Linked DNA regions of Homo sapiens: region 2 is linked to region 1. The links are chromatin contacts, found by Hi-C or POLR2A ChIA-PET in ENCODE. All regions are on one chromosome and are shown on one strand. The core of a region is the stretch at or near the end of the contact, and the rest is flanking DNA. Distances in the headings are between cores, read along the strand shown.

Evidence for each region. A loop is a pair of places that touch in the nucleus more often than their neighbours do. ChIA-PET counts read pairs that join two places held with the same protein, here RNA polymerase II (POLR2A). Pooled maps may share reads with other maps.
Region 2: a loop to region 1 is called in a pooled map, with 3 times the contacts of the local background. The contact joins the enhancer-like site here to the promoter of DCAF10 in region 1. A Hi-C loop is called at or near these places in 1 of 37 single-sample maps with no recorded cell type and 4 of 50 pooled maps. POLR2A ChIA-PET finds 5 or more read pairs at or near these places in 1 of 52 experiments (IMR-90).

Annotation. Positions count from the first base shown.
Region 1 is chr9:37,799,291-37,802,137 of GRCh38, forward strand. DCAF10 (DDB1 and CUL4 associated factor 10) reads left to right here and starts at 1,507. Exons shown (of 7, transcript NM_024345.5): 1 at 1,507-2,115. The coding sequence starts at 1,577. LOC105376037 (a long non-coding RNA gene) reads right to left here and starts at 1,601. Exons shown (of 3, transcript XR_929599.3): 1 at 1,377-1,601. RefSeq lists enhancers at 1,036-1,637, 2,589-2,638 and silencers at 1,479-1,998, 2,219-2,278.
Region 2 is chr9:37,952,741-37,955,587 of GRCh38, forward strand. The region is part of intron 4 of SHB (SH2 domain containing adaptor protein B); the gene reads right to left. Among named protein-coding and RNA genes, the nearest start is that of SLC25A51, 50 kb to the left of the region's middle. RefSeq lists enhancers at 1,047-1,176, 1,387-1,676. Within about 2 kb of position 1,436, at least 11 of the 41 ENCODE cell types and tissues checked have a DNase peak (open chromatin) inside an H3K27ac peak, as active enhancers do; they include IMR-90, where a contact is called at or near this core.

The DNA.
Region 1 (2,847 bases), core at 257-2,756:
CCGGCTAGTAGGCAAGGAAAGCTAAGTAACAGCTACAAAATTCGACAGCCTAGGACTTCTAGGATGGGTTCAGTAGAATATACGTGCTGGCATACACATGAAGAGTGTGAATGCCAGGCAAGTAGGCTGCTACAGTAGATTGGACCCATCCAGGGGGTCTCCAGAGAAGTAGAACCAATAGGAGATATAGATATAAGAGAACATTTAATATGGGAATTGGTTCATATCATTGTAGAGGAGTCCCATGATCTGCAGTCTGCAAGCTGGAGAACCAGGAAATCTGGTGGTGTAATTCAGTCTGAGTCTGAAGGTGTGAGAATCAGAGGAGCTAATGGTATAACTCCCGGTCCAAGACTGAAGGCCTGAAAACTGACGATGAGTCCCCAAGTCCAAAGCCCGCAGAACCGAGTTTTGATGTCTAAGGGCAGGAGATGGATGTACCAACTTAAGAGAAAGTTAAATCACCCTTCTGCCTTTTTGTTCCTTTTCAGTCTTTAATGAATAGGATGATGCCTGTCCACAATGGTGAGGGCAGATCTTCTATTGATTCAAATGCTAATCTGTCCTGGAAACACCCTCACAGGCACACACAGAAATAATGGTTTTCCAGGCTATCTGGGCATCTGTTAGCCCAGTCAAGTTGACCCAGAAAAGTAACTATCACCTATTTGCCATCTTTCATTTAAGCCCAGATACACAGACTGGCTATCTCAGCCATTCCTTGGGTAGCACATCCAAACCTGTTTCCTCTCAGTCTCTCCTTTGCCTTGTGACAAATAGGTTTTGGAAGAAGCTGCCTGTGGTCACCCTGAACTTGTTGTGCCTTTAAGAGTTGGGCATGCTGGCCAGGCGCGGTGGCTCATGCCTGTAATCCCAGCACTTCGGGAGGCCGAGGCGGGTGGATCACGAGGTTCAAGACCAGCCAGGCCAAGATGGTGAAACCCTATCTCTACTAAAAAATACAAAAAATTAGCCGGGCGTGGTGGTGGGCGCCTGTAATCCCAGCTGCTCGGGAGGCTGGGGCAGAGAATTGCTTGAACCCGGGAGACGGAGGTTGCAGTGAGCCGAGATCGCGCCACTGCACTCCAGCCTGGGCGACAGCGCGAGACTCCATCTCGGAAAAAAAAAAAAAAAAAAAGAGTGGCATGTCACCTATTGTGTGTGGCCTGCACGTAATGCACTAATTCTTAATCCCTCGCTGATCCCAGTGTAAAGTGGAGACACCAGTACATACTCAGCCTCACAGGACTGACTGGTCAGGCCACTCATCCCCAGGCACGCGGCCACCGGTCACTGACAACTACAGACCGACTCTGCCACCCAGATCAGGTGCCCAGATGCTCAGTCGCTCACACAGGTAACTACTCGCTCCCTACCTCCGTTCCCGGGACTGCGGCGCCCCAAACCCGGCGGTGTCTCAGCTTTCCCGGTCCCCGGCGGACGGTGGCCGAGGGGCGGCGCGGGTTTCCAGCCGGTGGGGTTAGGCCGCTGCACGCCGGAAGTGGCAGCTGAACAGGGGCACTGAGGTGTCGGCCGGCGGGGCAGTGGCCCGGAGCGGGGGGCGGGGGCGTTGATCATGTTTCCCTTTGGGCCCCATAGCCCTGGAGGGGACGGATCGGCCGGAGCCGGGGCTGAGGAGCCGACGCCCCACGAGGGGCAGGCAGCAGCCACCGGGCCGCCCTCGCCACTACATCCCGGGGCTGATGCGACCCATCCCCCTCCACCCGCCCGAAGCCCTCGCCGCCCCGGCGCCCCATCGCTGTCCCCGGCCCCGCGCTCCGGAGAGCTAGGGCTGCCTGGAGCTCCGGAGTCCTCAACTGCCTCCGCCCCGGGAGAGCCGTCACCTCCCTCCCCTCCGTGCCGGCGGCCCGGGCCAGACTGCAGGGCCAAGAGCCGGGGCCGACACGGCCTCGGCGCGGGCCTGGGCGGCCCTGGCGCTAGGCTGTTCGGGTGGCTGAAAGAGCGCAGCCTGGGCCGCGGGCTGTTCGTGGACCCGGCGCGGGACAATTTTCGCACCATGACTAGCCTCTACGGTTCCATCCACCCCGCGGACTCGGTGTACCTCAGCACCCGCACCCACGGCGCCGTCTTCAACCTCGAGTACTCGCCCGACGGGTAAGCGCGGCCCCTCGGAGGGCGGGCGCCCGCCTCCGCCCGGCTCTGCTGCCAGCGGACGGCCGTCCTGGGCTCGCTCCCCGCGCCCGGGCCGAGGTTAGCGAGGCCGTTTGGGGCCGCTGGCCTTCGTGCCTCCTGGCACTTTCTGAAGCGCATTCTCGCCCTTGGAATCCCCAGCCCAGCTTTTTGAGGCAGGCAGGCGGGGCCCCACTTGCTCGCCTTCAGGACTTGGGCTCTGTGAAGGAGAAATGCCCGAAGCTACACAGCGGACCTGTCAGAGCCAGCCCACAACTAGGGCTTTCTGGTACACAGTAGGTGCTCAGTAAATACATTTTGAATAAATGCCCGCTTTCTCCCCATCATCCTAGGCTCGCGTTTTCCTACCTAAACCTGTGTCGGGGTAGGAAAGCTGTAGATTCCTTGCACTCTGTACCTGAACTTGCCATGATGGGGCAAGTGCGTTCCTTTGCTCAAGGAAGATACAGTACTAAGACACTGTAGAGACGTGGCTCTCATGATTTGGGTCATTTGTGAAGTCCCCAGGCTAGACTACAGCCTTTTTCTTGGCTGATTAAATATTTATTGTATGGCTTTGCTTTAAAGGGAACTTTCCAAAATCGTATCTATTTAAAACTTTGTCTTGTCAGTACACAAGTCCGCCATCAAAAGAAAAAATGTGCACAGTTCCACCATGAGGTGACATAGTTAATGTAATTCTTACCCCACCAAGCC
Region 2 (2,847 bases), core at 186-2,685, 150 kb after region 1:
ACGGGTTTGTGGCTTGAACCATAACTAGTTAGATGTGACACCGTTTATGGAGGTGCGGAAGCTGGGGGAGGGGCAAGTTTCGAGGAGAAGATCAGGAGCCCAGTTTTGAACACATTAAGTTTGAGATGCCCACTTGTCAGCCAAATGGAGATGCCAGGAAGCAACTGGACGTAGGAGTCAGGAGCTCTGGGAGAGGTGTGGGCTGATGCTACATGTCTGTGAGTCACCACTAGGATCCTGGGAGAGACAACCCAGGGAGAGCACGTAGTTGGAGACTGAGCCCTGGAAAGTCAGACCTTCAGGTCAAGCAGAGGCAAGGAGCCAGCAGAGGAGATGGAAGAGTGGCCAGGGAGGCAGGAGGAGCACCAGGCCCAGAGGCCCAGAAGGAGAGTGGTCAACTGTGGTGACTGCCACGGAGGACAGAGGGGGTCGTCTGGGGACCGGGGCAGAAAAAGGAGGCTGGCTGTGGTGGGTGAGAGAGAAGGGGAGGTGACAGAGAGGGGAGAAGTGCTGGCAGCTCTTTGGAGACTGTTCATTCACGCAACAGCTATTTATTCAGCACCTGTTACCTGCTGGGCACTGTTCTAGGCACAGGGGATGCAGTGGTGACCTAGACAAGTTCCTGCCCTCATGGAGTTTCTGTTCTCAGCAGGGGCAGTTGAGAGGAATGTTGAGTCAAGGTTTTTTTTTTTTACTTATGTTGGCAAAGTTTGTTACTGGGACACGTTCATATACTGATGGTAATGATGGAGGAAGGAAGAGGGGTGCAGGTGGGGCTGCCTCCAGGAGGCAGTGGGGACAGACCCTGAGCACTGGAGCACCTTTCTGCTGTCCCAGGAGGGAAGGCAGGTGGTAGGAGCACCTAGGCAGATGTGTGCCTGCCCATCCATGGCCACCCCGTGTGACCTGGGGCACACCCCAGTGCCTCGGTCTCCCCTCCTACCTCCCTCTGTGCTAGGGTGGAGGAGAGGTTCAGACTGGAAGGCGCCTCCTGAACTCTAGAACAGCATCAGTTCAGGTGGGGGACTAGGTGATCCTCTTTACTGGGGTCATCAGGCTCTAACCGAAATGGGATTTTACCTTAAGCAAACCCCTCGGGTGATGAGTCAGGACTTCTGACTCATCTTGGGGAGTTAATCGTGGGGAGATGAGACGATGGGGGAGGAAAAGCCAGTCATGCCTCTGGACTTGGCTGGGGGCCCCATCAAGTGGGAATGGGAAAGGAAAGAGAGCCCAACCCTCCCACCTTGAGATGAAGGCTGAGTCTGGGGGTGGGAGTGGGCAGGCTGGGCCCAGACTGACCCAGGCAGACCTGGCCACTGCTGGTCAGGACGCACGCCGAACATCTGTGAGTCACAGTTTGTTGATTAAAAGTGCACAGTTTGATCAGAAATAAGCAAAACCTGTCAGACGATCTGCATGGCTGTGAGAAATGATTCACAGCACCGGCTGGGAGCACTCACAAAGGTGGCAGAAGCCTCCAGAGGTGACAGCACTTGCTTAAAAGGGCAGCATATGATGTCATTCGGAAAACCCTGCATCCTGCTCACCGAGTGAGAATTTCCTGTGAGGGTATGCCCTGCCGGCCATGCCAAGACCAGAATCCCCAAGACAAATACAGTACGTGACACACACCAGGGAAGGCTCACGAACCATGTGTGGTTGTCAGTGAGTCTTGTGGCCTCATGTGTGCCTACTCCATACCAGGCAAAGGGTGGGAATGAGCAAAGAGTAAGTGGAGGAGAGGGGAGGGGAGAGGGTGGGGTCTGGGTCATGAGGTTGGGGGCACTCTGAGCCGTGAGTCCTTGCCAAGGCTCTGCACCACTCTGGGCCCTGATGTTCTCATCTAGGCAATGGGCTGACAACCCTTTATTGCACATTTGCTTGTTTAAGCAGACAAGACACCTGAGGACACCAGCACAAGTCCTGCACCTGCTTTGTCAAGTTCCTGGAGAAGCTCATTCTAGTCCAGTTATGAGACACGGTTAGAAACTGAAAACATAGTTTGCAGACAATTCACAGAATGAATGGCAGGCTAGGGAGGTGGGACTTTATCCTGGAGGTAATGTGGAGCCACTGAAGGTTTCAGAGCAGAGCAGGACCCTGCACCCAGGGATGATTTGGCAGAGCAGGGAGATGATAACCATGGCCAAGGGGAGGGGCAATAAAGGGCCCGGCCCTGCACAGTGCTGGGGGGCAGCAAGAACGGAAAGGGATGTGGGACCTTGGGGGCAGCATGGATGGGACTTGGCCACTGACTGGAGGTGGGAAATCTCTGGGCAAAGGGGCTGGGAAAACCCGCATCAAGAGTGGAAAGGCCTCGCCCAACTCTAACAGTATCAAGCAGACATGGAGCAAGAACACGACTGTAGCTAGAAAATAAATCTAATTTACACATAGTTTTACACTTAGGGGAAAGGATTTAGTTTATATTTAGTTTTTCCAAGGACTTATTTGCTGCATGATGAAATGAGAAACTAGGATGTAAAAAGGAGGAGTGCACCCTGTAGACTCTTTTGCAGTTCCTCCTGCCATTGAAGGTAAGGGTGGCAACACAGTGTGGAGAGAAAAAGTTCAGGGCTAGAAGCTAGGAGGTATGTGTTCTAATCCTGGGCCTACCACTGGCTGGGTGGGAGCCTCAACCTTCCAAGAGCCTTAACCTGCCCATGTATACACAGAGGGGGAGGTAGGGGCAGGCTAGAAGGCCCCTGGAGTTCTAGCATGCCTCAGTCTGGGTATTTATTTATTTTTTTTTGAGACAGGGTCTCGCTCTGTTGCCCAGGCTCGACTGCAGTAGTGTGATCACAGCTCAACACAGCCTCAACCTCCTGGCCTCAATTCAGTCTC